Linked DNA regions of Homo sapiens: region 2 is linked to region 1. Evidence: read pairs that join two places in POLR2A ChIA-PET (ENCODE). Cell type or tissue: Caco-2. All regions are shown on one strand. Each heading gives the region's core, and the rest is flanking DNA. Links, peaks and the distances in the headings are about the cores only.

What was found. Peaks named below come from ENCODE experiments on the same cell type or tissue, not always from the same donor. Only the 100,000 strongest peaks of a DNase experiment are listed, where the experiment ranks them.
Region 2: POLR2A ChIA-PET joins it to region 1 with 12 read pairs; 2 of 35 experiments call an interaction of 5 or more read pairs at or near these places.

The regions. Positions count from the first base shown.
Region 1 is chr6:12,203,030-12,219,126 of GRCh38, forward strand. It overlaps a transcript of HIVEP1 not described here. Among named protein-coding and RNA genes, the nearest start is that of EDN1, 79 kb to the right of the region's middle. In Caco-2, for the core only: no CTCF peak of the experiment used is centred there; no DNase peak of the experiment used is centred there.
Region 2 is chr6:12,260,758-12,276,854 of GRCh38, forward strand. It overlaps LOC124901260 (a long non-coding RNA gene), which reads right to left and starts at 4,619. Exons shown (of 3, transcript XR_007059454.1): 1 at 4,530-4,619. It also overlaps a transcript of EDN1 not described here. RefSeq lists a silencer at 14,421-14,540. In Caco-2, for the core only: no CTCF peak of the experiment used is centred there; no DNase peak of the experiment used is centred there.

The sequences.
Region 1 (16,097 bases), core at 7,174-12,173:
AGATGTTGAATGCACAGTGATGTCAGACATCATTAGTGACAGCTCATTTCTGCATTTTGTGGTTGGACTCTAAACTATGTTATCCCAGAAGAAGTGTCTCCATCTTGCCCTGGATTTGGTGGGAGAAGGATCTGACACAGGGAGCTTTGCCCCTGAAAACAGCACTGTGGCAGCTGGAAATGACCTTATATGGTAGCTTCGCTTTACACTCCCTGTCCCAGAAAGATCCGTATGGAATGTGGTGACTTTTGATGCTGATAAGGACATTCCACAGGAGAATGCTGGGGTCGGGTAGACGAAGGATCCCTGTGAACGGTTACCCATTAACACTGGCTCTGGTTTCACACCAGTGAAGAGTGGCAGTCGGCATAGTTTTCATTAGTCAGACATTATAACCTGAGTTTGGCCTATTTTTCTTTGAAACATTTGGAATTGTCAAGCCAAAATGCATTTCCTATGGAGTGAGTGAGTTTGCCTCTGCCAGCCTTTCCATGTGATAGTTTATTATTATAGAGGTGACATGGGCACCCAGAGTCCCTGGCAAGCTATTGTTTTTCTTTGCTAAGAACAGCAGGAAGAGACAAAAAAAAGTCCTTCAGAAAATAATTTATCTAGACTTTTGCAAGGCAATGAGAAAATGAATTGCCATTAGGCTGAGCAATCTACCCTGTATCACTGAGGATAGAAAATGTCTCAGAAGGTCACTCATGTCTAAGAAGTTTCACGTGGATCTTGGTACAATTGTGGCTTAAAATGTGAAGTTCAGGCCAGGTGCAGTGGCTCACGTCTGTAATCCCAGCACTTTGGGGGGCCAAGGCAAGTGGATCACCTGAGGTCAGGAGTTGGAGACCAGCCTGACCAACATGGAGAAACCCCGTCTCTACTTAAAATACAAAAATTAGCTGGGTGTGGTGGCAGGCATCTGTAATCCCAGCTACTTGGGAGGCTGAGGCAGGAGAATCACTTGAACCTGGGAGGCGGAGGTTGCAGTGAGCTGAGTTTGCACCACTGCACTCCAGCCTGGGCAACAGAGTGAAACTCCATCTGAAAAAAAAAAAGAAAAAGTGAAGTTGTGAAGTTCAGGGGTTCAGAGAAAATCCCTTCCCCTCATAAGTGAGGAATGAAGAATGGAAGCACTCTGAGGACACTTCCATGCAGACAGTCAGATGGACACACCCAGTAGAGTGGCTTTGTAATATTGCACTGTCTATCATAGGACACTTCCCAGCTACCAGACACAGAGTTTCTCTTGGGCTCAGCCCAGTTTTTCATCTTTGTGTTGCCAGCACCACGGCACCCTGCACAGCACATAGCAGGTGTTCAAGCTTCCTCCCTTCCCCGTCTATCCTCCCCTTTCTCCCTCCCTTTCCCCCGCTTCCCTCAACCCTCATCTACGGAGTGCTTCTTATATCCCAGGCACTGTGCCCAAGCCTGGTGCATGGTGAATTTCAGCAACATGCATCTCCTAAATATTAAGAAAAAAAATCCCCCGACTAAGAACCTTTGGTTTTTAACCTCATTCTGTGCTATTTTCAGTAACTTCTGGTTTCCACACTAAAAAAATTTGCAGTCATTATTTATTGAGCATGATCTACAGACCAGGCCTAGTAATAGTCACCTAATTCATTAATTCACTTACCCATTCACAACTATTTATTGAGTACCTATTGCATGTTAAGTGCTGGAATTACAGCAGTGAATAAACACACAAAGACTCCTGAAGCTCATGAGTGTCCAATTACTTGCATTACCTGTATTAAAACTTATATTATTCATGATCCTCATGAAGCTTCCGGTGGGGTGAAGGGAGAGAAGCAATATGTAAGCAAACAATAAACATGTATGACATCAGGAGGTAATCAATAACATAAAAATGTAATGACACGGGGGCACTGGAGAGAACTACAGCAGGTCCTATGAAAGCTGGGGGAAAAGCATGATAGCCAGAGGGAACAACCGGTGCAAAGGCACTGGGGCAGAGAGCGCCTGTGTGTTCGGGATTGTGTTTTGGCTGGAGCAGAGGTGTTGAGGGGGAAGTGATCAGAGATGAGATCACACAGCTGGCAGGGGTGATGTCTCCTACAGTTTCATAAGCCACTCTAAGGACCTGGCTCTCCCTCTGAGTCAAATGGGAAGCCAGTAAAAAAATTTGAACAAAGCGGCTGGGCGCGGTGGCTCATGCCTGTAATCCCAGCACTTTGGGAGGCCAAGGCGGGTGGATCTTGAGGTCGGGATATCGAGACCATCCTGGCTAACACGGTGAAACCCCGTCTCTACTAAAAATACAAAAAATTAGCCAGGCTTGGTGGCAGGCGCCTGTAGTCCCAGCTACTTGGGAGGCTGAAGCAGGAGAACGGCGTGAACCCGGGAGGCAGAGCTTGCAGTGAGCCGAGATTGCGCCACTGCACTCCAGCCTGGGTGACAGAGCAAGACTCCATCTCAAAAAAAAAAAAAATTTGAACAAAGCTACGTGGGGCATGATCTACTGCACGGTACAGTGGTTAAGTCCTCGGGTCTTGGGCAAGGCTACTATTTTGGAATTATGCCTCTGTTTCTTGCTAGTTGTGTGACTGAGGTTAAGTTACTCAACTTCTGTGCACCTTCTGTGTGACAACCATACCTACCCCTTGAGTCGTTATAAGGGTTATATAAATTAATATTTGTAAAGTACATATTTGTTAAGTGTACAAAATGAATGGATTTTTAAAAATCACTTAAAATGTACTAGATAATTATGAACTGCTTTTGGACAATTAATCAAGTGACTTCCCTAAGGGCACAGATCATAGATGAACAGGTCAGGATCCACACCCAGGTCTATGTGACCCTGAAACCCATATTTTTAGCATACAGCGTGGCACCTGCCTCTTTCCTCTGCAATCTCAGCTGCTGGAGCCATCATTAATTAGATAGTAACAGGGTGTATTATGGGTTGTATTGTGTCCGCCCCAAAATTTATGTGTGGAAGTCCTAATACCCGGTACCTCAAAATGTGACCTTATATGGAGACAGGGAAATGTAATCAAGTTAACGAGGTCATTAGGATGGGCCCTAATCCAATATGACTGGTGTCCTTGTACAAAGAGGAAATTTATTTTTGTTTTTGTTTTTGTTTTTTCTTGGAGACAGAGTCTCGCTCTGTCACCCAGGCTGGAATGCAGTGGCACGATCTCAGCTCACTGCAACCTCCACCTCCTGATTTCAACCAATTCTCCTGCCTCAGCCTCCTGAGTAGCTGGGATTGCAGGTGCCCGCCACCACACCTGGCTAATTTTTTTGTATTTTAGTAGAGACAGGGTTTCACCATGTTGGCCAGGCCGGTCTTGAACTCCTGAACTCAGGCAATCCTCCCTCCTCAGCCTCTCAAAGTGCTGGGATTACAGGCGTGAGCTACAACACCCATCCAAAAGGGGAAATTTGAACACACACACACAGAGAAAGAGAGAGACAGAGAAAGAGAGAGAGAATGCCACATGAGGACTGGAGTTATGTTGCCACAAGCCAAGGAATTTTGAGAAGCTTGGAAAGAGGCCTGGAATAGCTCCTTCCCTGGCATCTTTAGAGGAAGCGTGGCCTTCCAAACACCTTGATTTTAGATTTCTAGGCTCCAGAACTGTGAAATAATACATTTATATTGTTTAAGCCAACCAGTCTGTGGTGCTTTGTTATGGCAGTCCTAGGGAACCAGAATGCTGTCTTTAGTTATCCTCAATATTTTATGCACTCAAAGAAGCCTTTGCCAAATGTCTAGTGAAGACACAGTGCTAGACTCCTTCCCTAGGGAAGGCAGCTGGGTTTTGTGCAGTTTCTATGTTGTCCAAACCCTTTGCCCCAGGAGTGGGTGAGAAGCTGCAGCAAGTCACTTACAATGAAGGGTGATTGCGAGTAGGAGTGATCACCTAGGTCTCTGATGTGTGCTAATTTCCTCCTGTAATTAACCTGTCAACACTGTCTGTTAATAAACCTAGGGGGTTGCCAACATTGATCAAATACAACACGAGGAAATTGGATCCTATGGAAAAAATGTCACATCAAAGTTTCAGAAGCATTTAAAAAAATCTGTTCTGATTCTGCTGAGTTTTTAAGTCAGACAAATCATTCCTGATGAGTTAAGATTGCTGGCACCTGGGTCGTCTGGTGAGGCACCTCGTTTTGATTGCCCGTTGCATAGTTTCATTTCAGCCTAAGATCTTAATTCCTGCAAATGATTTCCCTAGCATATATGATGAAAAGTAATGTGCCTGCTGAAGATGGATTTAACCATATTTAGCTATTGGAAAGACCTTGTCAGGAACCATCTTTATTCATTTTTTAAATGTTTGTATAGTGGCATATGAATGTTCAATAAATATAATTTTCATGATCACACAATATTTTCTCTTAACCTTGATCTCTTCTCCTAGATTATTTAAATTCCCTATGTTAATAATAGAAAAAAAGGACCTATAATTGCTATTGAATTCCTGCAGTTTACACACTGTGCTAGAAATACCTGTCAAATTTCCCTGTAACTGCTGTGAAACAGCCTCAGAAGCCAGCGGGGCCACCAGCAGAAGGTCTGATACCTTCTACCTCACAATTAATCTAGATTTGGCGGGGCATGGTGGCTCACACCTGTAAATCCGAGAACTTTGGGAGGCCAGGGCAAGGGGCTTACTTTAGTCCAGGAGTTCTAGACCAGCCTGGGCAATACAGCAAGAACAGTCTCTACAAAATAATAATAATAATAATAATAATTAGCCAGGTGTGGCGGTACATGACCGTGGTCTCAGCTTCTCTGGAGGCTGAGGTTGGAGGATTGTTTGAGCCCCAGGGGGTCAAGGCTGCAGTGAGCTGTGATCACACCACTGCACTCCAGCCTGAGACTCTGTCTCAAAAAAAAAAAAAAAAAATCTAGATTTATGGATCATGGATGTGGAAGAATCAGACCTTGCTTTGAATTCAGCTGTGTCACTCACTATACCAGTTTCAGAAATACCTTCTGAGGGCCATGCTCCCTAAAAATAATTTTAATAAAGAGTATAGACAGTTTACTTCTTAAAAAGCAATTTATTATCTGAAAGAAGGAAAGTTCATAGTGATTATTCTGGTCAATGCTTCATTCATGTTGATATTTCCATAGATAATAGTAGTTAATTTTTGGTAGTTGTTGATTTACATGTTTCATTAACTTAGCTACATGCCTTGTAGCACCTAACACCTCACCCTTTTTGAGCAATTTCTCAGGAAAAGATTGGTGATGACTTTGTTTTGTACAGCTGACTCATCACCCCAAACTCGCCCTGTGATGAGCCCTGGGAACCCTTGCAACCTTGATGACAGCAGTCAGGAAGTATATGCAGTTAAGCAATTCCCATAGAAGGGAAGTGAAGCAGTGGGTCACCTGATACTGGAGTCTCATAACCAGACTCGCGAAGTAGGAAGGAAGCCTCCTTGCAGGGCGGTTCCACCACAGTATGAGCGGCCACAGAAAAAGTTACCCTGAGTGTTCCGTGCTGCACCGCGTCACCCAGCCCCACATTCATATGTTGAAGTCCCAAACCCTAGTACTTCAGAGTATGATCGTATTTGGAGATGAGTCTTTAAAGAGATAATTCAGTTAAAATGGGATCCTGGGAGTGGGCTCTAATCCAGTTTAAATGGCGTCCTTAGAAGAAGAGGAGAGGGGGACACAGACACACACAGAGGGAATCCCATGTGAGGACATAGGGAGAAGGTGCCATCTACCAGCCAAGGAGGGAGGCTTCAGAATGAACCAGCTCTGCTGACACCTGATCTCAGACTCCTCCAAAACAGTGAGAAAATAAACTTCTGTGGCCTAAGGTGCACCATCTGTGATGTTTGTTACTGAAGCCCTATCTGACTAATACAGTGGGTGTTGCGTTTATGCAACCTTTTCCTTCATAGAATGCAGAGGGATTAATCTCCTACTTCTTGCCTGTTTTCCCTCAGCATTAGCCACTCTGGCCTCCTCGCTGTTCTGCACACGTGCCATTCCCTCTGCCTAGAACATATTTCTTTCAGATACCTTCCTGGCTCCTTCCTTTGGTTGCTTTAAGTCTGCTGGCATCTTGCCTTCTCGGCAGGTCTCCTCTGGCCACTTATTCAAAATTACAAACCATCCACCTCCTACCATCCCCCAGCACTCTTTATCCTCCTTGGTTTTAAAATTTTTCTCTATATCACAAGGTCAGGAGATCGAGACCATCCTGGCTAACACGGTGAAACCCTGTCTCTACTAAAAATGTAAAAAATTAGCCTGGTGTGGTGGCAGGAGCCTGTAATCCCAGCTACTTGGGAGGCTGAGGCAGGAGAATGGCGTGAACCCGGGAGGCGGAGCTTGCAGTGAGTCCAGATAGCACCGCTGCACTCCAGCCTGGGCGACAGAATGAGACTCCGTCTCAAAAAAACAAAAAATTTTTTTCTCTAGAGGGCTTATCACCTCCCAGCACCCTATATAATGTACTTATTTAAACATTTAACTTCTTCATTAGAATGTAAGCTCCATGAAGGCAGAAATTTTTGTCTGTTTTATTCACTGATATATGCCCCACAGTAGGGATAGTACAGGACATGTAGTAGGAACTCAAGAAGTATTTGTTGAATGAAAATATTAATAATAATCATCATAATACTTAATGTGAATTGAGCAATATGTGCCAGATACTAAGTGCTTTACGTGTATTGGTTCATTATACATGCATAGATACACTTAATGTAGTATAGCTTAATTAATTATGTTAATTAATATATGAATTACTTCATGGTTAAAATAAAAATATTCCTGTGTGGTTAAAAAATGTTTGATTTCTTTCCTCTTTGTTATATATTGTGGGAGTGAAGGAACTCCTCTAAAAGCAGAGTAGGCAGTGATAAAGCTTGTAGGGAAACTTTGATTCAGGACAAAGAAAGATTTGTCTTTTCAGAAAGGTGGTTATATAGCCGGGTGTAGTGGTGGGCGCTTGTAAGCCCAGCTACTCGGAGAATCGCTTGAACCTAGGAGATGGAGGTTGCAGTGAACCAGGATCGTGCCACTGCACTCCAGTCTGGGCAACAGAGCCAGACTCTGTCTTAAAAAAAAAAAAGAAAAAGGAGTTTATGGTACATGTGAACTAGTATTTACTAGTTACCAATGATTCAGTCCTTACCCTGTGGGAGGCACAATCCCTTCCTCAGCCAACCAGGGAAGGAATGGATAAAACAATCTGCAAGGTAGAAAGTGCAGAAATGAAATGCAAAGACTGGATTACAAAGCACGTTATGCCTCCGTCCAAACACTCCCTACGTTTCTCACCATAGCCTTCAAGATAAGAAAGAGCTTTTGATTCGCTGGTATAATTTTGAAGCAGATAATTTCTTGAAAATATTCGATTTTAATCTTGGTTGCTTTTGTGTTTTGTGATCCTTATTGATTACCTATTTCAGCATAGTTAGAGTAGTTTAAAGTTGCTAGGGTCAATTATAATGTAAAAGCCATCAATAATGCTGTTAGATGTTTTAAAAAAATAGAAAAAAATCTAGTGAAAAGCTATGATTTGAAAGTATAACAGCTGTGAAATTGCTACCTTTCCTCCTTCTGCTCATTCATCATCTCCCGGCTTGCAGTATGTTGGAGACAGCGTCTGGGGACTGAATTGAATAATTTGAAGGGGGGAAATGATACACCTTTGTAAATTAAACACAACTGCCAGGAAGATTGATTAAATACAACTTAACTGAAACCTCATTATAGATTCAGATGAAGTTCCTCATCAGTCTTTCTACAGAAAAAAAGAAGAAACAGCTCCCAAATCTGGATGTGGTTTCCCCTGGAATAGATCTCACTTTTTAAGAAGTTTTCCTTCTGTGGTGTTAAAAAAAATCATTTTTTTTTTCTGCTGCTGTTTTAGAAATCCTGAAAAGTCATAATGCCCGATAAATGAATGCCCCATTTATGAGTCACATTTACTTTTACATATATATGTGGGAGACTCCCTAGAGGTGTATCTGAAGATTACTAATGGAAAATCTTGATTTATTAACTCAGGGGAAGCTACATAGACTGTCTCCAAGAGTTCTGTACTCCTCTCTCTTATAAGAGTACTTTGAGGCCGGGCGCGGTGGCTCACGCCTGTGATCCCAGCACTTTGGGAGGCTGAGGCGGGCGGATCACGAGGTCAGGAGATTGAGACCATCCTGGCTAACACGGTGAAACCCCGTCTCTACTAAAAATACAAAAAAATTAGCCGGGCGTGGTGGCAGGTGCCTGTAGTCCCAGCTACTCCGGAGGCTGAGGCAGGAGAATGGCGTGAACCCGGGAGGCGGAGCTTGCAGTGAGCCGAGATCGCGCCACTGCACTCCAGCCTGGGTGACAGAGCGAGACTCTGTCTCAAAAAAAAAAAAAAAGAAAAAGAAAAAAGAGTACTTTGAATAATTTTCCCTCACCACTTTCCATCATATATATATGTATATATATATACACACACACACACCCACACAACATAAACATAGATATTTATGTATACACATACATATATTTATATAAACACATATGTATATTCATACATACATCCATGTGTGTGTCTATATATTTAGTATTGCCCGATTTTGAAAACTAAAAATGATGCATTTTCACCATAAAGAAATATCATGTAATGCAGGAAAGAGCAAAGAAGAAACTAACAAATCCCACAAAATCACATCTCCCCAAGGAAAAAAAATTAGTTTGGTCCATGGTGAACATCATTCTAGATGTCACTTTAAGCCTATATTGCAAAGTAAAATGCTTTCAGGAGTCAAGAGGAACTTCCGTGGTTGAGACTGATGTGAGGAGACTCATTCAATCCTCTCAGTCTACCTTGAGCCTTTCCACATGGTATGGAGAAATATTTCTGTACCCTAAAAAAAATTTTTTTTAAACTACAGGGCAAGCAAGATGATATATAGCAACCAATGCTTTCCTTGTTGGGAGAACAATAAGAGTGATGGCACCTCTGGCAAACTGAAGAAGACATGCCCCGTCCGGAGGGCACAGGTATTTCTCAGGTAAAGTAGGTGATTGCCAAGTGGCAATGTGGTCCCAGTGTTGTCAGAACTTCTGTTCTGCTAGAAGTGAGACATTTGACTTCGTACTAGAAACTTTCTAATTTAAAAATATTTTCTCAAAATTGTTTAAAGACTCTATGTGGTGGCTCACCCTTTTAATCCCAGCACTTTGGGAGGCCAAGGCAAGAGGATTGCATGAGCTCGGGAGCTCAAGACCAGCCTGTGCAACATAGTGAGATTGCATCTCTACAAAAAATACAAAAATTATCCAGTGGTGGTGGTGCAGTAGCCTGTATCCAGCTACTCAGGAGGCTGAGGTGGGAGGATGGCTTGAGCCCAAGAGGTGGAGGTTGCAGTGAGCCAAGATTGTCCCACTGCACTCCAGCCTGGGTGACAGAGCCAGACTTTCTCTCTAAAAAAAAAAAAAAAAAAAAAAATTGTTTAAAAGTGCTGCAACGTAGCCTACTCACTGCTATTTGTTAGGGACAGTTAGATAAATGGATGGGTAGAAAGATCTATAGATAAATAACCAGCAAGTCAAATGATTATTTAAAAATAAAGTAATTCTATAGAAGCTACTTACTTTTTAAAAATCACAATAGATCTATATATAAATAACCAGCAAGTCAAATGATTGTTTAAAAATAAAATAATTCTATAGAAGCTACTTACTTTTAAAAAAAAATCACAATTTTACTTAAACTTGATAGAAGAAAAACAGGCCAGGTGTGGTGGCTCACGCCTGTAATCCCAGCACTTTGGGAGGCCAAGGCGGGCAGATCACGAGGTCAGGAGATCGAGACCATCCTGGCTAACATGCTGAAACCCCATCTCTACTACAAATACAAAAAATTACCCAGTGTGGTGGCACGTGCCTGTAGTCCCAGCTACTCAGGAGGCTGAGGCAGGAGAGTCACTTGAACCTGGGAGGCAGAGGTTGCAGTGAGCTGAGATTGCACCACTGCACTCCTGCCTGGGTGACAAAGCAAGACTCTGTCTCAAAAAAAAAAAAAAAAAAGAAAGAAAAAGAAACTGACATTAAACTGAAAGAGTTGCTAAACTTCATTAAGCATTTCTTCACCATCAAAGAGTCTTCTAAACTTAAGAAAATTATTGTGGAAAACATTATGAGATTGGAGACTTAATTATTACAATAAATGATCACTGTATTTTTAACTACAGGTATATGCTTTAGTTTAAGACTATACAGATTGACTTCCTACTTTTAGAAGATTTCTACTCCTTAAATAATTTTTCCTTGGTTTGTCCCAAGACTATCTTATCAGCCTTAGTCCACTTTTCTCAGAATGGTAGGGAATTATGAGAATCTCATAATGTGAAGTGGTCTTCCTTCCTTAGTACTTCTTCCGGAGGCGGAACCATAGCACTTCTGAATCTTCTGTTTCTTTTCATAGACTGTACTCTTTGATGTTTATGGAATAATGCTATGCCCTTTCCTTATTTGGTTGTTGCTAGAGAATTTTTTGCATTCTTAAAAACCACTTTTCAGCCAGGTGCAGTGGCTCATGCCTGTAATCCCAGCACTTTGGGAGGCTGAGGTGGGAGGACTGCTTGAGCTCAGGAGTTTGAGACCAGCCTAGCAGATCCCCGTCTCTACAAAAAATATAAAAATTAGCCAGGTGTGGCGGTGTGTGCCTGTAATCCCAGCTACTTGGGAGGCTGAGGTGGGAGGATTACTTGGGCCCAGGGTGTCAAGGCTGCAGTGAGCTGTGATTGTGCCACTGCCCTCCAGCCTGGGTGACAGAGTGAGAACCTGTCTCAAATAAATAAAGAAATTAAATAAAACAATTTTTCATATAGAGGTATCAAAGCAAGTGGTTTTTATAATCCTACAAGATTTTGCTGTATTTATCTAGAAACTTTTCTCAACTATCTTTAAAGCTAGTGTAATATTTACCAAGAAACTGTTATATGCAATCAATATTTATCATACCAGATAGTGTGACTCATAAAGTTTATTTTCAAGCACTTGTGGGTGTATCATTAATTTAGCAATCATATACTATCCTATATCATGCGGCTGTAATTACATGTCTGCATAGCCATATATACTATATATCAATTTCCTGGGTTATTCGACAGTGGTGCCCCCAGTTACGTTTTTAAAATTTAATGTATTTTACGACTAAAATAGATCTTATAGATCAGTCAACTCTCATCTTACAGATGATGCAATTGAAGCTCAGAGATCAATTTGAAAAGCTTTTAAGTCCTTCAAGGGACTGGAAATCACTCAAGCTTTTTGTACCCTCACTCCTTTTTTCATCTCTGGTGTGTAGAACCACACCTTGTGTGATTACAGATAGATCAAGCCCAATAAGAAATCTGCTGCCCTAAACTCCAGTATTGAGAGGCTGCTGGCGGTAAGTGAAGAGGCTTTCCACATTTTCAAACCAACCTTCCTGCCCATGACTTCATAAGCCTATGGATGCTGCTTACCTGTGTGTTAAGGTGTGGTAGGTGCCGGCCTTCATGGTCGGTGAAAATGTGTCTGTATTAGTCCGTTTTCATGCTGCTGATAAAGACAAAGCTGAGACTGCACAATTTACAAAAGAAAGAAGTTTAATTGGAAAATTAAACTTTTCCAATTGTGGCGGGGAAACCTCACAATCATGGCAGAAGGCAAGCAGGAGCAAGTCACGTCTTACATGAATGGCATCAGGCAAAGAAAGTGAGCTTGTGCAGGGGAACTCCTCTTTTTAAAACCATCGGATCTCATGAGACTATCACGAGAAAAGCATGGGAAAGACTTGCCCCCATGATTCAATTACCTCCCACTGGGTCCCTCCCACAACACATGGGAATTCAAGATGAGATTTGGGTGGGGGGACACAGCCAAACCATATCAGTATCTATCTCCAGATTTTGTAGTAAAATATAGATTCAGGGAATAGAGCTTCAGAAACAAAGTACCCCTTGATTTACAACTACCTATTTTTTTTTTTTTTTTTTTTGAGACAGGGTCTCACTCTCTCATCCAGGCTAGAGTGCAGTGGCATGATCATAGCTCACTGCAGCCTCAACCTCCTAGGCTCAAACAATCCTCCCACCTCAGCCTCTCAAGTAGCTTGGACTACAGGCACATGCCACCATGTCCGGCTAATTTTTGTGTTTTTTGTAGAGAAGGGGTTTCACCATGTTGCCCAGGCATCTTAAACTCTTGGACTCTAGTGATCCACCCAACTCAGCCTCCCAAATTGCAGGTATTACGGGTATAAGCCACCATACCCAGCCGTGACTACCTGATTAAGAGAATTTCCCAATCTAGAAAGCTTTATCACCATTTGGAGATCAGAAGTCTGGATGAAAGAAAAGAACTACCTTATTTATCCCTCTGAGCATTTTATTTTATATAATATGCTTTTTAAAATATATTTTGACCAGATGCTCCCTCCTGCACCAACCCCTCCTCGCCACCAACACACATACATGCTCTTGTGTGTGGGATTTGTTGTTGTCGTTGTTGTTGTTTGGCTTTTGGCTTTTGTAAAAATAGGTGCTGTGGTCAGTACAAATAATCCAGTGGTCTTTCACTCATCACATTGACTCCTCACTCTCCATTCAAGATGCTTTCATCTGACATTTAAAATTGTAGGCATAAGCATCCCAGCACTTTGGGAGGCTGAGGCGAGCAGATCACGAGGTCAGGAGATCGAGACCATCCTGGCTAACATGGTGAAACCCCGTCTGTACTAAAAATAATACAAAAAATTAGCCTGGCCTGGTGATGGGCACCTGTAGTCCCAGCTACTCAGGAGGCTGAGGCAGGAGAATGGTGTGAACCCAGGAGGCGGAGCTTGCAGTGAGCCAAGATCATGCCACTGCACACTCCAGCCTGGGTGACAGAGCGAGACTCTGTCTCAAAAAAAAAAAAAAAAAAAAATCGTAGGCATAAGCATGCAGGTGACAGTCAGCCGTACCATCACATCCACATGTAACTATTTCCCTCATGGGAAGTAAATAACTTCTGAGTTTTTACTAAAGGACACAATGGTCCAATAGATGTGTGTGTCTGTGTGTGTGTCTGTGTGTGTGTGGAACAATGTTCAACCAACCCTTGATACTTTACACTGAAGAAAAATTAAAAAGAGACCTAGAATGAAGAGGATTATCAATAATTTATTGAAGAAATTCTGTTCATTTTGATAAACATTCATTGTCAATTTATTTTACATTAGGAATAGTGCTATACTTCTAGCCCTGTTACTCACATCCTTCAGCATCTACATAAATTATCCATCCAAAACCCTGGCTTCCCAGTTCCCAGACCCCTTTATGCCCACTCATTTTTTTCTCCACCACACCTTTGCTATATATTCTCAAGGCTTTTCAATATCTGTAACTACACCACCTCAGCAATCCCCATTTTAAGTGCCCTGTCTCTGATTACAGCCTCCAGGCTTTCCCTAATATGCCCACTCCAACACTATCTTGACTTCCCAGATACTGCCAATCCATTGGCATTATTTTAAAACATCATTATTATTTTGAAATATGTCAAGAATCATTTCACACATACAAACAATATAAAGAATAACACAGCAGTCATATATCTACTATCTAACTATAGATATAAAATATTACCAAGAGCATTAAACCCCATTACATAGCCTTCCCAACTACATCCCCTAGATAACTACTATCTAAACTTTGTATTAATAACTACCATTCTCACTCATTAATTTTTTTCTTTTATCTCTCTACAAAATACTGTTTCGTTTTGCATGCTTTTAAACTTATAATTACTGGGATCATACAGACTGTATTCCTTTATGACTTCCTTTTATTTTCTCTTGATGGAATGTGAGAGTCGTCCCTGCTGGCCTGCAGCACTAGTTCATCATTTTCACTTCCACGTGTTATTATACGGTGTGAATATACCATCATTATTTAAAACACATGTTTCTGTTGATGGGCATTTGGTTCTCCCATTTGTTTGTTTTCAATTTCAAACGATGCTACAGTGAACATTTTTGAACACCTCCCTGTGCACAGATAAATGTGTTTTTTTTCTGGAAGACATGGCCATGCCACGGGCATACTTATTTTCATCTTAACTGGTGCTGTCAGATTATTTCCTGTGAATTCCCACCTTTTCCCCTTCAAGCAGCTCACGTCCTTGCTTCTTTTCTTGCCCAGGTTAGATTCCCTGAAGCATCACTAAGTGATTCCTTTCCATATATTGTGGCCACCTGACCTTCCCTCTTTCACTGAGCCTTCCTAGCAAAGCCCCGTCTTTGGCTTAATCCAATTCTTATTATTCTGAACTGAATGTAGAGAATAACAGAGCTCTGCTGACTGATCCGCTGCACCCATGCGACCTCATGGGTGCCCTTACTTCTACCAGGCAGTCCCAGCTCATTCCCTAAACAATTCTCTTTCCCAGACAACTGTTCACACCTTTCTCCTCCAACTTCTGTCTTCACTCTCAAATGATGACCGTTTCCCCTTCTTTTACAATACTATAAAAAGCAACCCGAGGAGAACTTTCATGTCTTCCCACCTCCTGATCAGTCAGCCTGCTGCCGGTGACCCTCTGCCGTCCCACCTGCCACAAAAGGGGAACTGTCTCTGATCCTGTCTAAAGCCAACCCCTCTTCTGAACACTGGGTTCCATCTGTCTGACACCGCTAAAGGTTTTTCTACTCTAATTTTCTCCACTGCTCCCATATCACTATTTCCTCCCTTTCTTCAGGATCTGTCATTAGCATACAGACATGCTCTAATATTTCCCGTCTTAAAATAAAAATGTCCTATCCTCCTGTCTTCCACTTCCTCATGTATCTGCTTTGTTGTATGGTGAGCTCATCAAGAGTTATCTATACCGATTGTCTCTATTTCCTCATTCCTATCTGAGTTTTGACACACTCAGTGAAACCGCCATTGCCAAGCCATTGATAACCTCCATGTTACCAAATCCAATGATCAGCTCTCAGTTCTTATCAACTTTACAGCAACAGTTGAGCCAGCAACCTCTGAATGTTCAGAGAGGCTGTAGCTCTGTTGCTGACCAATTCAAACTGGTCTGCAATTTGAGTTGAATCCTGGGAGTTGAGCCTTGAATCTGCAGCTCCACCTGATTTTCTTCACTAGGCTTCCAAGGCACTTTTCCTGTTATCCTCTCCCTGCCTTTGCCTCCCCACTGCGGCTTCTTCTCTGTTTCCTTTTCTGGATCTTCTTTTCCTTCCTGGCCTCTAAATGTTTGAGTACCCCTAGGTACAGACCTCGCTTCTCGATCTACAGTCCACCGCCTGAAGCTCTCATCTGCCCCATAGCTTTGAATACCATGAATATGCTGGTAACTCCCAAAAGCATATCAACAATCCCCTTTAAGGGACACTGATATGCACCCCTGTTTATACTCCACATCTTTACTTGGATATCAATGGGCATGCGTACCAAACAGGATTCTAGGTTCTTCCCTCCTGTTTGTCCACAAATAGCTCTACCCTCCACCTAGTTTCCCAGACCACAAACCTGGGAGTCATCCTTGATTCCTCTTTTTATCTCACATCCCACAACCAATCTGTTAGCGTGTCTTGTCATCCCAAATTAGCATATGTCCCCTGACTCTGACCCATTTTCAGAACCTTCCCTACCAGCATCCTAGTCCAAGCCACTTTCCCTCTCCCAAGCTACTGCAGCAGCCTCCTAAAGATCTCCCTGCCTCCATTCTTGACCCTACACAGCATGCTTACAGAAAATCAGGCCAGTCTTTTCTTGTTTCCTTTCATCTTCCGAAATATTTATTGAGGTATAACATATGTTCCGTAAGGGGTTCAAATCTTAATGTTCAACTCAGTTTTTACAGATGCATTTGCTTTGGTCTGATGTTGGTGTCCCCTCCTCAAAATACATATGTTGAAACCTAAACCCAACACAATAGTATTTTTTTTTTTTTTTTTTTGAGACAGAGTGTCACTCTGTTGCCCACGCTGGAGTGCAGTGGCACAGTCTTGGCTCACTGCAGCCTCCACCTCCCAGGTTCAAGCAATTCTCCTGCTTCAGCCTCTGGAGTATCTGGGATTACAGGCATGCACCACTGTGCCCAT
Region 2 (16,097 bases), core at 3,927-8,926, 54 kb after region 1:
TTTCAAACTCTTGATTATATCAGGTGTGTTAGCAAATTATCTCCTGGACTTAGACCACTGTTCCATAAACCTAGATCTTTTTGCACCAATCTTGGCTACTTGCTCTGCAAAGATTTGTTGAAATGCTGTATGAAAAGAGGGAGTGGTGAGACACTCAAACAGTGCTGGTAGAGTATAAATTGTTACAACCACCCTAGAAAGCAAGTTGTCACTATATGACAAAAGCTATAAACATTCAAAGACTTTGACCCTACTTTTCACTTCTAGAAATTGCTTCTAAGAAAATAATCAGAAATGTCATTCAGATTTGTGTGCAAAGATGATAACTGTAATGATGTTTATGTGAAAAAGTGGAAGTAACTTGAGTGCCCAGTTATTTGTGAGTCGTTAGTAGATTGTGGAGTACTCTAGATTCATTAAAATTCATTGGTAGAGCACTTTTGAAATCTGCTTCAGGGAAACACCTCGAAGAGAAAAGTAGCTATCTTCAAGCGACTAAAACTGAAGTATAATAAGAGAACCATGTGATTCAAGCAAGTCCACAACAGAGCCAACAGAGTCTGCTTTCAAAGGAATCTGCAAATTGAAGGATACAAACAGGTACGCTCCGAAATCTCAAGGGTGGAATTAATTGCTGTAGTGTGCCTGTGCACATGGGCAACCCTATGTAGCATGCATGTTCCAGATGGGTAACAGGTGCTTGATTTTTTAATGTAATGATGGTTGTGCTGCTCCCAAGCAATGAGAAAGAGGGCAGCTGTGGATGAATGGGCGTAGGGAATAGGTAAGGATGTGAAACTGACAAGGAAGGGAAGCGGTGTTATTAAATAAAGGCTGAATATTCACACAGGGGATACAGAACACTTCCCCTAATGCTAAGGTGCTGAGGAAAGGCTGTGTGGGAGATGAGTAGATGCACGTTGAGAATTATGAGGGGAATTACGTCATCAGGGGAAATCCAGGTTTCACCTGGGATGAGGCGGCGGCGCATGTATTTAAAGAACAGATTGCAAATTTCTGAGCTCCTTGGCAGCAGAGCAGGGTTTCCAGAAGACATATGGTTACAGTTAAAGGAAGGGTCAAAAGGGGAAGGATGTGTCACAGAAAGGTCAGGCTGCTCTCAATGGAATGGAGACTTATAGACATGGAGAGAGGGGTCGCCAGAATTAGTCCCTTAGATAACTAGGGAGGAGAAATTCTGGGAGTTGAGGGGTACAGAGCAAAGGCATCAACAGAACAAATGGGACAGAACTGGCAGCCCCAGCATTTCAAATGAAACTTCGGAATGAACTAGGGAAGATACCTCCACAAACTATTGTTTCAACTATCTCAGGTACACCTAATTGCCATAGGCCTATCAGCATTTTTGAGGTTGACTTCATGCACAAATATTTTTGGGAAAACCTGATGGCTAAGTAATTTGAATAAACGCCTTGAAGGGAATGAAGTGGTAGGGAAGATGGATTTGGAATTATCTGTTCCTTTTTTGTAAAAGCATAGATGAGAGAGGCTTTGGGGTACACCAACAAAAGACAGAAAATGCAGTATTAGCTCAAGAAACCTGGGCCAGGTTGTTTGCCTTGAGGGAGCAAGAGGCTTGTGTGGGAGCCTTCCGGGACTGTGTGAAATCTTGGCTGAGTTTTGAGTCAAGGTCGACCAGATGCAGGTCTGGCTTCCCAGAGAGTAGATCTCACTCCCTTGCTGAAGCACAAATCTGCTGGGAGTGGCGCTGACTTTGGACTCGAGGAAGAGTGAGAGTAAATTAGTAAACAAACTAAAATAGGAAATAAAAATGATTTATGGTTTGTAAGTAGACACATAAAAATTTTCAAGGCCGGGTACGGCAGCTCATGCCTGTAATCCCAGCACTTTGGGAGGCCAAGGCGGGTGGATCACCAGAGATTAGGAGGTCGAAACCAGCCTGACCAACATAGTGAAACCCTGTCTCTACTAAAAATATAAAAATTAGCCGGGCGTGGTTGTGGGCACCTGTAATCCCAGTTACTTGGGAGGCTGAGGCAAGAGAATCGCTTAAACCTGGGAGGGGGAGGTTGCAGTGAGCCGAGATTGCGCCATTGCACTCCAGTCTGGGTGATAAAAGCAAAACCCTGTTTAAAAAAAAAAAAAAAAAAAATTCAATTAACCACTTGACAGTGTTTTACTCTCCCAGTTCTCCAAATGTTTATGTTTAACCTAGGGCACAATTCAAAGTGGGTGGTGTTGTGGAAGCTGAGTGTTTACATGTGCTTTCTTATTTCTGGGTAATTATAAGGAGTCAATGTGCACATTTTCTTTAGAGCAGGACACATAACTGTGAAGACAGCTCTATCATCTTAAAAATATTTGCATTTTAAATATTTTATTGGCCCAAATTTTGAGAAATGGAACACACAGATAAAAGAAAATGTATTGAATATTCTGACAGACAAAGAAGATTCAGGGAATCTCAAATACTTTTAAGCCAGCTTGTGATCTCATTCCAGATTTCTAGGTAGCTGCACTTGAGTTTCCAAATTTCACCTGCTAAATGTACAATTTTGGGTAAATATAGGGAACACTGTCCAGTCTTCAAAAGCAGTAGAAGCAACTTCGTTGAGGAGTTAGCATAAAAAGAATCTGTTACAAAAAGTGGGTGTACAAATGCAAATTTTTGATGGAGAATAAAAATTCACCCAAGATCTGGTTTTTAGCTTGGCTTTCACACAGGGTACTAGGCATTCACAGACCAGCCTCATTTTTCATTCCTTTGACATAAACTAGCCCCACCAGTTTGGGTTTGTAGAGAGACTTCTATCTTCCTAATACTCATTTATTGACTTCCATCATCAGAGTTCTCACGGAAAAACCTTTCACCACCATAAATCAACTTGGATGTTATTGATACTTGGCCTGGAGTTACACAAACACAATGAGATCGTGGAAGAGAGGGTTAAATGGATTATTCTGGACATCTTTCATGAAAATTGAGGCTCCTCACATTTCTCTCCTGTGTTTTCTTTTTCTGAGTGGCTTCTTAATTTCAGTATCATTTTCTTTATCCTTTCTGGTTCCTTGTTAAAAAAAAGAAAGGAATGTGTTTCCTGGAAACTGTCTTTGTCAACTAACCTTTGCATTTTAAGTGATACTTCTGTTGTCTTGATTTCTAAAGATCACGAAGGTCTAGCTTTCCTAAAACTTGTTTGAGTTCATGAATTGTTATTTTGAACCTCACTGAAATGTTTAAAATTATTTCCATTGAGAAAAAAATTTCATTCTACCAATACAACTATTTTTATCTGTAATACTCAAGGAGTTTTGCTGAGTGAAGAATGAAGAGTAATTCCTAATATAAAATTAATAGGCATGTAAGCTTTCATAATAGTACGAATATTCTCATTTTTCCTATGGGTAGGTCTTTGCTCATCAAGATCCCAATGGCTCTAGTAAGAGAAGAAATCCAGGCACCTGAAGCAGTACAGATGGTAGCAAGGGTTGTGACTAGGAGCTTGGAGTCTAAGAGAGAGCAACTCTGGCTTGAATCTTTAGCTACAATAACTGTATAGACATGAAATAAAGTTCTTAACCTCTCTGATTTTCAGTGTTTATAGGTGACTAAAGTAGGTATGGAAAAGTGGGTTTCAGATAATGGTTCTGAAGGACAGAATAATCATTTTTCCAAAAATAATAGGAGCAGATATATAAGAGAATATTATTTGAATTTTTTGTTTAAATCTAGTAAGTGGGTTGGAAGGGAAAGAATTGAAGAGAGAGTGCTCTAGACCAGGGGTGTCCAATCTTTTGGCTTCCTTGAGCCACATAGGAAGAGGAAGAATTGTTTTGGGCCACACATAAAACACACTAACACTAACGATAGCTGAGGAGCTAAAAAAAATTGCAAAAAAACTCAATGTTTTAAGAAAGTCTATGAATTTGTGTTGGGCCACATTCAAAGCCATCCTGGACCACATGCTGCCCATGGGCCATGGGTTGAACAAGTTTGCTCTAGACAGAAGGCGTGGCATGAAGATATTCTCAGAGCCAGAAGATGGGGAGAACTAGAGAAGATGAACTGGGCAGTAGGAGGAGATGAAGAAAGCAAAAGATGACTAAGACAGTCCTCTCTGCCCACAAATTCATAATATTAATAATGGATCTTTTTTACTAGAATTTGATATCACAGGTCACTTGATTTCTTAATTGGGGATTTCTTTTATGAGCCATATCCTCCACTTTGCTGTTCCCTCTCTATTTATTTGAAGAGACAAGTCCAACACATAAAAGAGAATAAAGGTCTACACCATTTAGCCTGATGTTAAGTGCAAAAGGATTGCAGAGTCAGAGATGAATATGGGATGGAGTATGGCTGCAGGCTCCAAGGATGAAATCAGGGTTTGAAGAAGTTTCCGAAATGCCAGCAGCAAGTGGAGGTCTTGTTGTTAGCTTTGACAGGTTGTAGACAGCTTTGTACTATACCTGTCCAATGCCAAGCGATATGTGCCTGATATGTAATAATTTCTGAATTTGTTAAGGGAATGAAAATAAGAATCTACCTGCTATGGGCTGAACTGTGTCCTCTTCCTCCTCAAATTCATTTGTTGAAGGGTTAACTCCCAGCACCTCAGAATGCCACTACATTTGAGATAGGGTGTTTAAAGAAGTAATTAAGGTAAAATGGGGTTATCAGGGTGTGGTCTAACCCAGTGACTAGTGTCCTCATAATAAGAGGAGTTTATGACACAGACAGAAAGACACCAGACATGTGCATGCACAGAGGGTTGCCCCTGTGAAGATAGAGGGAGTTGGTGGCCTTCTACAAGCTAAGGAAGGAGACTTCAGAAAAATAACCCTGCTGGCATCTTGATCCTGGGCTTCTATGCTCTAGAATTGTAAGAAAGTACACTCTGTTGTTGAAGACACCCAGTCTGTAATTATTTGTTACGGCAGCCCTAATAAACTCACACACGATCCATTTTGTTTTACTTTCCCTTCAAATAACAATGATGTCTTAGTTATATGTGTTGTTTAGTCCCATGGTAGTAACTCATTTTTTACCAGTCCTAAATGACTTATTTAGGGAGAGAGGAGAAAATAAATTTGGAGAAATGCAGAACATACATGAATGGGGAACAGAAACAAAAGTATACATGAAAAAGTCTACAGTTGCGATGGTGCAAGGCTACCCTGGTTAAGTTGAGGGAACCCTTCCCTTATTTCCCAATGACTCAGAGACTGGTCACTGCTTGACAAAGTTTCTCCCTAGAGAAGTCACTAGTATTAGAAGAGGACACAGAAACCAGGGCCACCCTCTTAAGTCATTGTTTCAGAGATAAGCCAGTGTGGGGGAAGATGTGATGAGGCATAGAAGCTGGAATTTGAGCCTTGGTTAGGTAACTGAGGAGACCATAGGAATTGCTTGGGTGGGGAAAAATTAATTACGTGATTTTGTCTCACACTTTGATACATGCAAAATAAGTTTAGAACAAACATCAAGGAAGAAAGAGGAGCTAATAATGATTGAGTCATACCTTTTAAGGAATATGTGTCAAAGATAGCCTTGAAAGAGAAAAGAAGTGGAGAAGATACTCCAGAAACTCAAAATGGAATGTCAGGTGTGGGCAAAAAGAGTTTGAGATAACAGGGAAAGGGTTTAGAGCAGAGCAGGAGGGAAGAACACAGTGGGACCGGTGCTATTCCAGGTGCTAATCAATGCCCTGGAACTGCTCTTACTGATCTAATGGGGATCCAGGCAGGAAAGACACAGTCCCTCTTCTCCAAAATCTCCCAGCCCAGTGATGAGCACTAAGTAAATTGTGACGACTCTACAGACTTGCAAGTGCTAAGGTGGGAACCCATGGTGTGCACTGGGAGCACAGAGGAGGGACCTCTTGCCTGGTGCTAAGGGAAGGGGGTCAGAGGAGACCTCCCCAGGAAAGGTGACAACTAAGCAGAGTCCTGATTGAGAGTGGGGGCTAGGCCAGCAAAGAGATGTGTGGAAATGCATTTCAGGCCTGCAGAAAGTTTGTGAGATGGGAGAGCATGACTCATTCGTCAAACCACAGGAAGGTATTATGGCTGGAGTAGAATTTTTCTGAAATGCGGTCTTTTCTCAGTGGTAGGGAAGAAGGGCAAAGGGAGAGATGTATAGTGTCTCTCTCAGAACTTAAAAATTCTTTTTTGTTAATGCAATTAATATGTGTGTACCATGAATCACCTGGATGATTTGCATATATTCAGGAGTGATTATAGTAAAGAAGAATTTAGGACAACACCAAATCCAGCAATATATTGTTAAAATGTTGTTTTGAATTAATGCATAATTGTACATGCAGGTATACCTCATTTTATTGTGCTCTCCTTTATTGCCCTTCGCAGATATTGTATTTTTTATAAGTTGAAGGTTTGTAGCAACCTTGCATTGAGCAAGTCTATTGGCACCATTTTTCCAACAGAAGTGCTCACTTCTTATCTCTGTGTCACATTTTGGTAATTCTTCCAGCATTTCAAACTTTATAATTATTATTATTCTGTTATGGTGACCTGTGATCAGTGATCTTTGATGTTACTATTATAATTGCTATGGTTTAAAGGTCCCTGTAGCCCATGGATCAAGGAGTAATTTTGACTTTCAAGCCTTATAATTTAAGAAACTCAAGTTAGCACATGAATTATAAGAAAGCAAAATGCCAGATTGTTGATATGGAGAAAGTTTTAGTAGTCTGGGTAGAAGAACAAACCAGGCACAGCATTTCCTTAAGCCAAAATCTAATCCAGAGCAAGGCCCTAACTATTCGATTCTATGAAGGCTGAGAGAGGTGAGGAAGCTGCAGAAGACAAGTTTGACACTAGCAGAGGTTGGTTCATGAGGTTTAAGGAAAGAAGCTATCTCCATAACATAAAAGTGCAAGGTGAAGCAGCAAGCGTTAATGTAGAAGCTACAGCAAATTATCCAGAGATCTACTTAAGATCATTGGGGAAGGTGGTTGCACTAAACAACAGATCTTCACTGTAGATAAAACAGCCTTCTATTGGAAGAAGATGCTATCTAGGACTTTCATACTAGAGAGAAGTCAATGCCTGGCTTCAAAGCTTCAAAGGACAGGTTGACACTCTTGTCAGAGACAAATGCAGCTGGTAACTTTATGTTGAAGCCAATGCCTATTTACCATTCCAAAAATCCTAGGGCCTTTAAGAATTATGCTAAAAGCTGCTCTTCTTGTGCCACATAAATGGAACAACAAAGCCTGGATGACAGTACATCTATTTACAGCATTATTTACTGAATATTTTAAGCTCACCGTTTAGACCTATTTTTTTTAAATGGCTTTCAAAATACTACTACTCATTGACAATGTACCTGGTTACCCAAGAGTTCTGATGAGGATGTACAAAGAGATTAATGTTTTCCTACCTGCTAACACAACATCCATTCTGTAGCCCATGGATCAAGGAGTAATTTTGACTTTCAAGCCTTATAATTTAAGAAACTCATTTTATAATGCCATAGCTTCCATAGACAGCGATTCCTCTGATGGATCTGGGCAAAGTGAATGGAAAGCCTTCTGGAAAGGATTAACCATTCTAGATGCAGAATAATCCCATTTAACTACTTTTTCTTTTGTTGCCTATGCTTTTGAGGTCTGAAAAATCCTTGCCCAGACAAATATCACAAAATGTTTTCCCTATGTTTTCTTCTAGTAGATTTATCTTTTTAGGTCTTACATTTAAGTATTTAATCCATTTTGAGTTAATATTTGTAATGATGAGAGATAGAGGTCTAGTTTTACTTTTCTGTATGTGGATATCCAGTTTTCCTGGCACCATTTGTTGAAGAGATTGTCCTTTCCTCAATATGTGTTCTTGGCACCTTTGTCAAAAATTAGTTGGCTGTAAATGTGTGGATTTATTTCTGTATCCTCTATCCTGTTCCATTGGTCTATGTGTCTATTTTTATGCCAGTACCATGCTGTTTTGGTTACTATAGACTTGTAGTACATTTTGAAGTCAGGTAGTGTGATGCCTCCAGCTTTATTCTTTTTGCTCAAAATTGCTTTGGCTATTTGGAGCCTTTTCTGGTTTCATATGAATTTTAGGATCAACTTTTTCTATTCCTGTGAAATATAATTTTGTGAAAAATATCATTGGTATTTTGATAGGGATTGTATTGAATCTATAGATGACTTTGAGTAGTATGGACATTTTAACAATATTAATTCTTCCAATCCACGAACATGAGACCGCTTTCCATTTATTTGTGTCCTCTTCAATTCCTATCATCAATATTTTACAGGTTTTATTGTAAAGAGTTTTCACTTCCCTGGTTAAATTTATTGCTGGGTATCTTAATTTTTGTAGCTAGCATAAATGAGATTGCTTCCTTTCTTTCTTTTTTAGGGAGTTCTTTATAGTTTTATAGAAATGCTACTGATTTTTGCATGTTGAATTTTGCATCCTGAAACTTAAATGAATTAGTTTATCAGTTCTAAAAGTTTTTTGGATAGAGTCTTTAGGTTTTTCTATATGCAAGTTCATATCATTTGCAGACAGACACAGTTTGACTTCCTCTTTTTCAATTTGAATGACCTTTCTTTCTCTTGCCTAATTGTACTTGCCAGGACTTCCATTACTGTTTTTAATGAAAGTGCCGAAAGTGGGCATCTTTGTCGTTTTCCAGATCTTAGAGAAGAGCTTTAAACTTTTCCTCCTTTAGCATGATTTAACTGTGGGTTTGTCATATATGGCCTTTATTGTGTTGAGGTCTGTTATTTCTATTTGTTGAGAGTTTTTATTATGATGAGATGTTGAATTTCATCAAATGCTTTTTCTGCATCAATTGAAATGATTATATGGTTTTTGTCCTTGATTCTATAATGTTTATTGATTTAGGTATGCTGAACCATCCTTGAGTCCATGAAATAAATCTCACATAATCATGATAAGTGATCTTTTTAATGTGCTGTTGAATTCAGCTTGCTAGTATTTTGTTAACTTTTTTTTGCATCCATGTTCATCAGGGAGATTGGCCTGTAGTTTCTTTTTTTGGTTATGTTCTTCTCTGGTGTTAGTATCTGGGTAATGCTGGCTTTATAAAATTAATTTGGAAGAATTACCTCCTTTTCAATTTTTTGGAGTAATTTGAAAAGAATTGATGTTCATTTAAAAAAAATGTTTGGTATAATACAGCAGTGAAGCCACTTGGTCCGGGGCTTTTCTTTGATGGGAGATGTTTTATTATTGATTTAATCTTGTTATTTATTATTGTTCTGCTCTGTTTTCTGTTTCTTCATAATTCAATTTTGGTAGCATATGTACCTAGAAACTTAACCATTTCTTCTAGATTTAGCTTTTCATAAAAGTCACTTATGATCCTTTGTATTTCTAGGATCAGTTCTAATGTCTCTTTTTTCACTGCTGACTTTATGTATTTGGCTTTTATCTTTATTTCATAGTTAGTCTGGCTAAAGATTGGTTGATTTTGTTTATCTTTTCAGAAGAACAATTATTGGTTATGTTGATCTTTTTAATTTTTTTCTCTATTTTGTTTATTGTTGCTCTGATCCTTATTATTTATTCCCTTCTACCAATTTTGGCTTTGGTTTGTTCTTGTTTTTCTAGTTTCTTGAGGTACAATGTTAGGTTTTTATCTGAGATTTTTCTATTTTGTTCATATAGATGTTAATTGCTATATACTTCCCTCTTAGAATTGTTTTTGCTGTATCCCATAGGTTTTGGTATATTGTATTTCCATTTTCATTTGTATTAAATTATTTTTAAATTTCCTTTTTAATTTCTTTATTGACCCATTGGTCTTTCTGGAGCATGTTTAATTTCTATATATTTGTATGTTTTCCAAAATTTCTCCTGTTACTGATTTCTAATTTTCTTCCACTGTGGTCTGAAAAGTTACTTGACATAATTTTGATTTAAAAATTTTTTTTGACACTTGGCTTGTGGCCTAACATATGATCTATCCTGAGAAGGTTTCATGTGCTGTTGCGAAGAATGTGTATTCTGTAGCGGTTGGGTGGAATGTTCCGTAATGACTGTTAGGTACATTTGGTTTAGAGTGCAGTTTAAATATGATGTTTCTTTGTTGATTTTCTGTCTGGATGATCTGTCCATTGCTGAAAGCAGGGTGTTGAAGTCCTCTACTATCATTGTATTGAGGTCTCTCCCTCCCTTTAGATCTAATAATATTTGCTTTACGCATTTGGGTGCTCAACTGCTAGTTTCACATATATTTACAATTGTCATATGTACTACTCCTGCTCTCTTTTGGTTTCTCTTTGCATGGAATATGAGCTTCCATCCTTTCACTTTCAGTTTATGTATGTTCTTACAGGTTAAGTAAGTCTCTCACAGGCAACACATACTTGTTTTTTTTTTAAACTCTATTTAGCCACTTTATATACTTTAATTATGAAATTTAATCCATTTACATTCAAGATTATTATTGATATGTAAAGACTTACTCCTGCTATTTTATTAATTGTTTTCCGGTTGTTTTGTTTATCTTCTGTCTCTTTCTTCCTCTCTTATGGCTACATTTATGTTTGGGTGATTTTCTGTAGTAATAAACTTTGATTTCTTTCTCTTTCTCATTTGTGTATCTGCAGTAATATTTTTCTTTGCAGTTATTCTGGGGCTTACATAAAATATTGTATAGTTATAATAGACTATTTTTAGCTGATAATAATAAACTTTGGTTGCATACAAATATTCTAGACTTTTACTATCCCTTCTAAAATTTTTAATTTTGCTGCTTAATTTACATCTTTTTATATTGTGTGTTCCCTAACAACTTATTGTAGCTAGACTTATCATCGACCATGTTGACTTTTTAACTTCACAGTAGAGATATGAAAGATTATGTACCAACATTATGGTAATGAAGTATTTTGAATGTGATAATAAATTTACCTCTACCAGTGAGATTAGACTTTCATATGTTTTATGATAGTAATTATTGTCCTTTTGCTTCCAATTGGAATACTTCCTTAAACATTTTTTGTAAGGCTGGTCTAGCGGTGATGAATTCCCTCAGCTTTTGCTTGTCTGAGAAAAAATGTATTTCTCCTTCATTTCTGAAGATAGCTTTCCTGAGCATAATATTATACATGACATTGTAATGACACTTTGAATGTATTATCTCATTTTCTTCTGGCTTGTAAGGTTTCTTTTGAGAAATCTGCTAATAGTCTAATAGAAATTCTTGTGTATGTGACTTGATATTTTTCTCAAAAAGCCCCCAAATCCAAAAACTTTTTTTTAAGAATGTCATAAATGACTAAGCTAGAAAGAGAGAAGAAGGTGAAGTTGGAGAAATGCAGGACAATACATAGTTGGAGAACAGAAACAAAAGTCTACATAAAAAATACAGTTGAGATGGTGTAAGGCTACCATAATGTAAGGTTAAGGGAATCCTCTCTTTCTTTTTCAGTGACTCAGAGACTGGTCACTGCTTGATAAAATTTTTTTTCTAGATAATTCACTAGTATTAGAAGAGAACACAGAAACCAGGGCTACCTTTTTAACTCATTGTTTCAGATATAGGGTGAGGAGTGGTGTGATGAGGCAGAGAAGCTGGAATTTGAGCTTTGGTTAGGAAAATAAAGAGACCATAGGAAGAGCTGGAGTGAGGAAAAATTAATTATGCGACTTCTTCTCACACTTACATACATGCAAAATAAGTTTACATAATAATTATTGAGTCATACTCTTTTTTTTTTTTTTTTTTTTTTGAGACAGAGTTTCTCTCTTGTCGCCCAGGCTGGAGTGCAAAGGTGTGATCTTGGTTCACTGCAACCTGCACCTCCTTCATTCAAGCAATTCTCCTACCTCAGCCTCCGGAGTAGCTGGGATTGCAGGCATGCGCCACTATGCCCAGCTAATTTTTTTTTTTTTTGTATTTTTAGTTGAGATGGGGTTTCACCATGTTGGCCAAGCTGGCCTTGAACTCCTGACCTCCGGTGATCCACCCGCCTCGGCCTCCCAAAATGCTAGGATTATAGGCATGGGCCACTGCGCCCAGCTGAGTCATACTCTTTAAGGAATATGTGTGTCAAAGATAGCCTTGAAAGAGAAAAGAAGTGGAGAAGATACTCCAAAAACTCAAAATGGAATGTCAGGTGTGGACAGAAAGAGTTTGGGATAACAGGGAAAGTGTTTAGAGCAGAGCAGGAGGGAAGAACACATGGGACTGGTGCTATTCCAGGTGTTAATCAATGTCCTGGAACTGCTGTCACTGATCTAATGGGGATCTAGGCAGGAAAGACACAGTCCCTCTTCTCCAAAATCTCCCAGCCCAGTGATGAGCACTAAGTAAATTGTGACGACTCTACAGACTTGCAGGTGCTAAGGTGGGAACCCATGGTGTGCACTGGGAGCACAGAGGAGGGACCTCTTGCCCGGTGCTAAGGGAAAGGGGGTCAGAGGAGGCCTCCCCAGGAAAGGTGACATCCAATCCAAGTCCTGATAGAGAGTGGGGGCTAGGCCAGCAAAGAGATGTGTGGAAATGCATTTCAGGCCCGTGGAAAGTTTGTGAGATGGGAGAGCATGACTCATTCATGGAACCGCAGGTAGGTATTATGGCTAGGATAGGATAATTTTTCTGAAATGTGGTCTTTTCTCAGTGATAGGGAGGAAGGGCAAAGGGAGAGATGCACAGTGTCTCTCTCAGAACTTAAAAATTTTAATAAGGCAATGAATGTATTTGTATATATACTCTAAATCATTTGGATGATTTACATATATTCAAGAGCTATAACAGTAAAGAAAATTTAAGACAATACCAAATTCAGCAATTTTTTTTTCCTTTTAAAAGGATATATTTAAACACTGATGAGAGATGCACTAGAATTGTAGGCAGGACTTTTTTTTTTTTTTTTTTTTTTCAGTTATGGTTTACCTGCAAAGTTCCTAGTCCTAACAGTAGTTCAGGAATCCACAGATGTCTGAAGTGTGAGCTAGCACCCCAATTCATCTGACCATAGGAAAGGCTTTAGTGGACTCATACAATTCAAGTGAGACTCTGGCACTGTCTTTGAGTTTCAGTAAGTGCCTTTCCTTTCAGAGATACTGGAGAATTAGAACTGTGTAGAAAGTCTTCCAGCGTACAATATAGAAGCACAAATAGAGCCATTGACCTTAATGGGACATTTGAGGAGGTCATACAATAAAACAGCAGTCTCTGTTAAGAAATAACACTAATGGGCCTGGGGGTGCTAAATAGAGGGTGGATTATTTTCTTACCCATATATTGTACTTGGCTTCCACGTCATCTGGAAGAAATTTCATCTGTTATCTTCACTTGGTCTTCATTCTTATTTTAAAAAACCTTCTCTTCAGAGCAGAGCAGGTATCTGGTGAATTATCACTGTGACTAAACAAATTGTCCTTTGCCCAGTGATTTTTAAATATGTACACTACCCACCATGGAATTTACTAGGCCAGCTAAAACTTGAGTAGGAGATATAACTAATTCTAATGGATTTTATTTTGATGTAGATAAGTACTACAATTTAGAAAAGCATAAGGCAATTAGCAACTTAAGACCTTGCTAATAAAATGCTATTTCACTTTCTGGCAGAGAGTGCAATAGACAGAGATCAATTCTAAGAGTAAATTGGTTGAATATTAGTGCAGAGCCCTGTGATGCCATCAAAACATATTAGGCATATTTACTATATCATGGAAAGTCCTCAGTAATAGCACATACCTCCCTGATGGAAAAAGTGGCCATTTATTTTTAAAACTTTTATTTATCTCAGCTCAAATTTTTAGATATGTTTCTCCCCCAATTAGAATATGAGAATAGGGACTGTATTGTTTACAACTAACTGTATTGCCAGCATCTAGAACACTACCTGGTCTGTAATAGGCTCTCCATAAATATTTTCAGAATAAATTAGAATCATCTACACACCTACTTTGACATACACTGTCTGGTGCTTTCAGATCTGTCTCACTCAATTTTTGTCAGAGCTAGTCAGACGTCCCATTGGTCCAATGTGGAAGCTGAGATCAGAGCTAACTGTCCGAGGACAAATAGCTAGCAAGTGTCAGATGTGGGATTCAGCCCAAGCCTTCTAACTTCACTCTCAAGAATGTTTTCTTGTCTACCTTGGATTTAAGGAACAATTCTGGTTCTTTGCTGAGAGGACTGGGTACTGGCTGCTAGAAAGCTTTTTGAATTATTTCTTCCTTCTCCTTCCTTCCTTCCTTCCTTCCTTCCTTCCTTGCTCCTTCCTTCCCTCCCTCCCTCCCTCCCTCCCTTCCTTCCTTCCTTCTTTTCCCCCAAAGACCCCTGATATGAACTAGATAGGTTACTAGTGGATTTCCTTCCAGATTTCAATGTTTACTGATATACCAAGACATTATGCAACCTCAAAACACTTCTAACCCAAGAGCACTTCTAATGGTACCCACGGGGGTCCCTCAGGACTCTGGCTCATAAATGGGCTGTCAGGCCTCAGAGCCCTCAGTTGGCCGCTTGGGGCTCTTCCCTCATAGACATGCTTCCTTGTGTCACATGGACAGACAGAAAGTACTGTCTTGATGAGTCATTTTTGGCTCTGAAGCTACTTGTCACTCAGGAGGCAGGAGAGGGATGTGATAGAATCTTTGCCTGAATTCTTGAAGGGAGAGGCTTGGCCTGGTTACACATATTTCTTTTGTTACAAAATCCTCATTAAAATAGACACCTTTTACTTGACCCAGCAGATCTGTAGTTGTTTATTTTCTCTCTATTGTAACCAAAATTTAATTTTTCCCCAACCTTTGGACTTGACCATGAAGATGATAACCATTTTTAGATATTTATATAATATTTGTAATAGATTTCATGTAATGTTTATATTATATATATTTTATAAATGTAACGTTTCTCACTTTCTTCTTAACAAGATCTGGGGCAAACAATTTCAGGTTAAAGAAATGGTATTTTTAAAAGTTGTAGGGGACATTTTATGGGTAGAGGCCTTGCACCCGTGTCTCCCTTCTTAATTAGCTGGCTAGATTGCAGACTCACTCTTTGAGCGAGAGGACTTGGTTTGTGTGTTTGGGGGCACCGTGTGTGTGTGTGTGTGTGTGTGTGTGGATGCATGCATGCCCATTTGTATTTGTACATAAGTTAAAAAATAAGAATCGTGCCGGGCATGGTGGCTCACGCCTGTAATCCCAGCACTTTGGGAGGCCAAGGTGGGTGGATCACAAGGTCAGGAGATCGAGACCATCCTGGCTGACATGGTGAAACCCTGTCTCTACTAAAAATACAAAATATCAGCTGGGCGTGGTGGTGGGTGCCTGTAGTCCCAGCTACTCGGGAGGCTGAGGCAGGAGAATGGCGTGAGCCCGGGAGGCAGAGGTTGCAGTGAGCCGAGGTCGCGCCACTGCACTCCAGCCTGGGTGACAGAGCAAGACTCCATCTCAAAAAAAAAAAAAAAAAAAAAAAAAAGAATCCTAACACACAAGGAGTTTTATTATTTACCCAAAGATGTTGGTAGTTTCAGGGAAATTTCTAGGAAGGGGACTTCCATCCAGATGGCATTTTCCAGTAGCAGAAAGAGAAAGGAACGATGTGACTGTTAGTGCAAGCACTGTGCTGGGAACTCCACGTATGCTATGAATTCAATCTGTACTTAAAAATAAGTTTTACTGAGTACCTTCTAAAAGTAAGTTACTGTGCAAAAGCTGGGAAAACAAAGATGAAAAAAGTACATTCCTTTACGCCAAGGAATTTACAATCTGAAAGGTGAGGCAGGTGAACAACTGGTGATTTTAATTGGGTGTAATAAGTGTTATGCAAGACGTTTGTACCGAGTTATGGTGCAGGAGGACTTAGGAGAGGCACCCTTATTTTGTCTTAGCCAGACAAGGCTTCATAAATATGTACGTTGGAGGGGTTTAGGGAAGACTTCCCCAGGGAGGAGACATTCACCTTGAGTCTTCAAACGCCAGTCCAGAAGCATAGGGACAGCTTCACTACAGGCAGAGGGAAAAACATGCCAAGCTCCCAGAGGCAGAGCTGGACAAGTTCAAGGCTCCTGCTCAAACACCAATGCCTGGGAGGCAGGGCCATTTTGAAGAGTTCAGATTCATTTTGATGGCTGTGGTTAATGGGT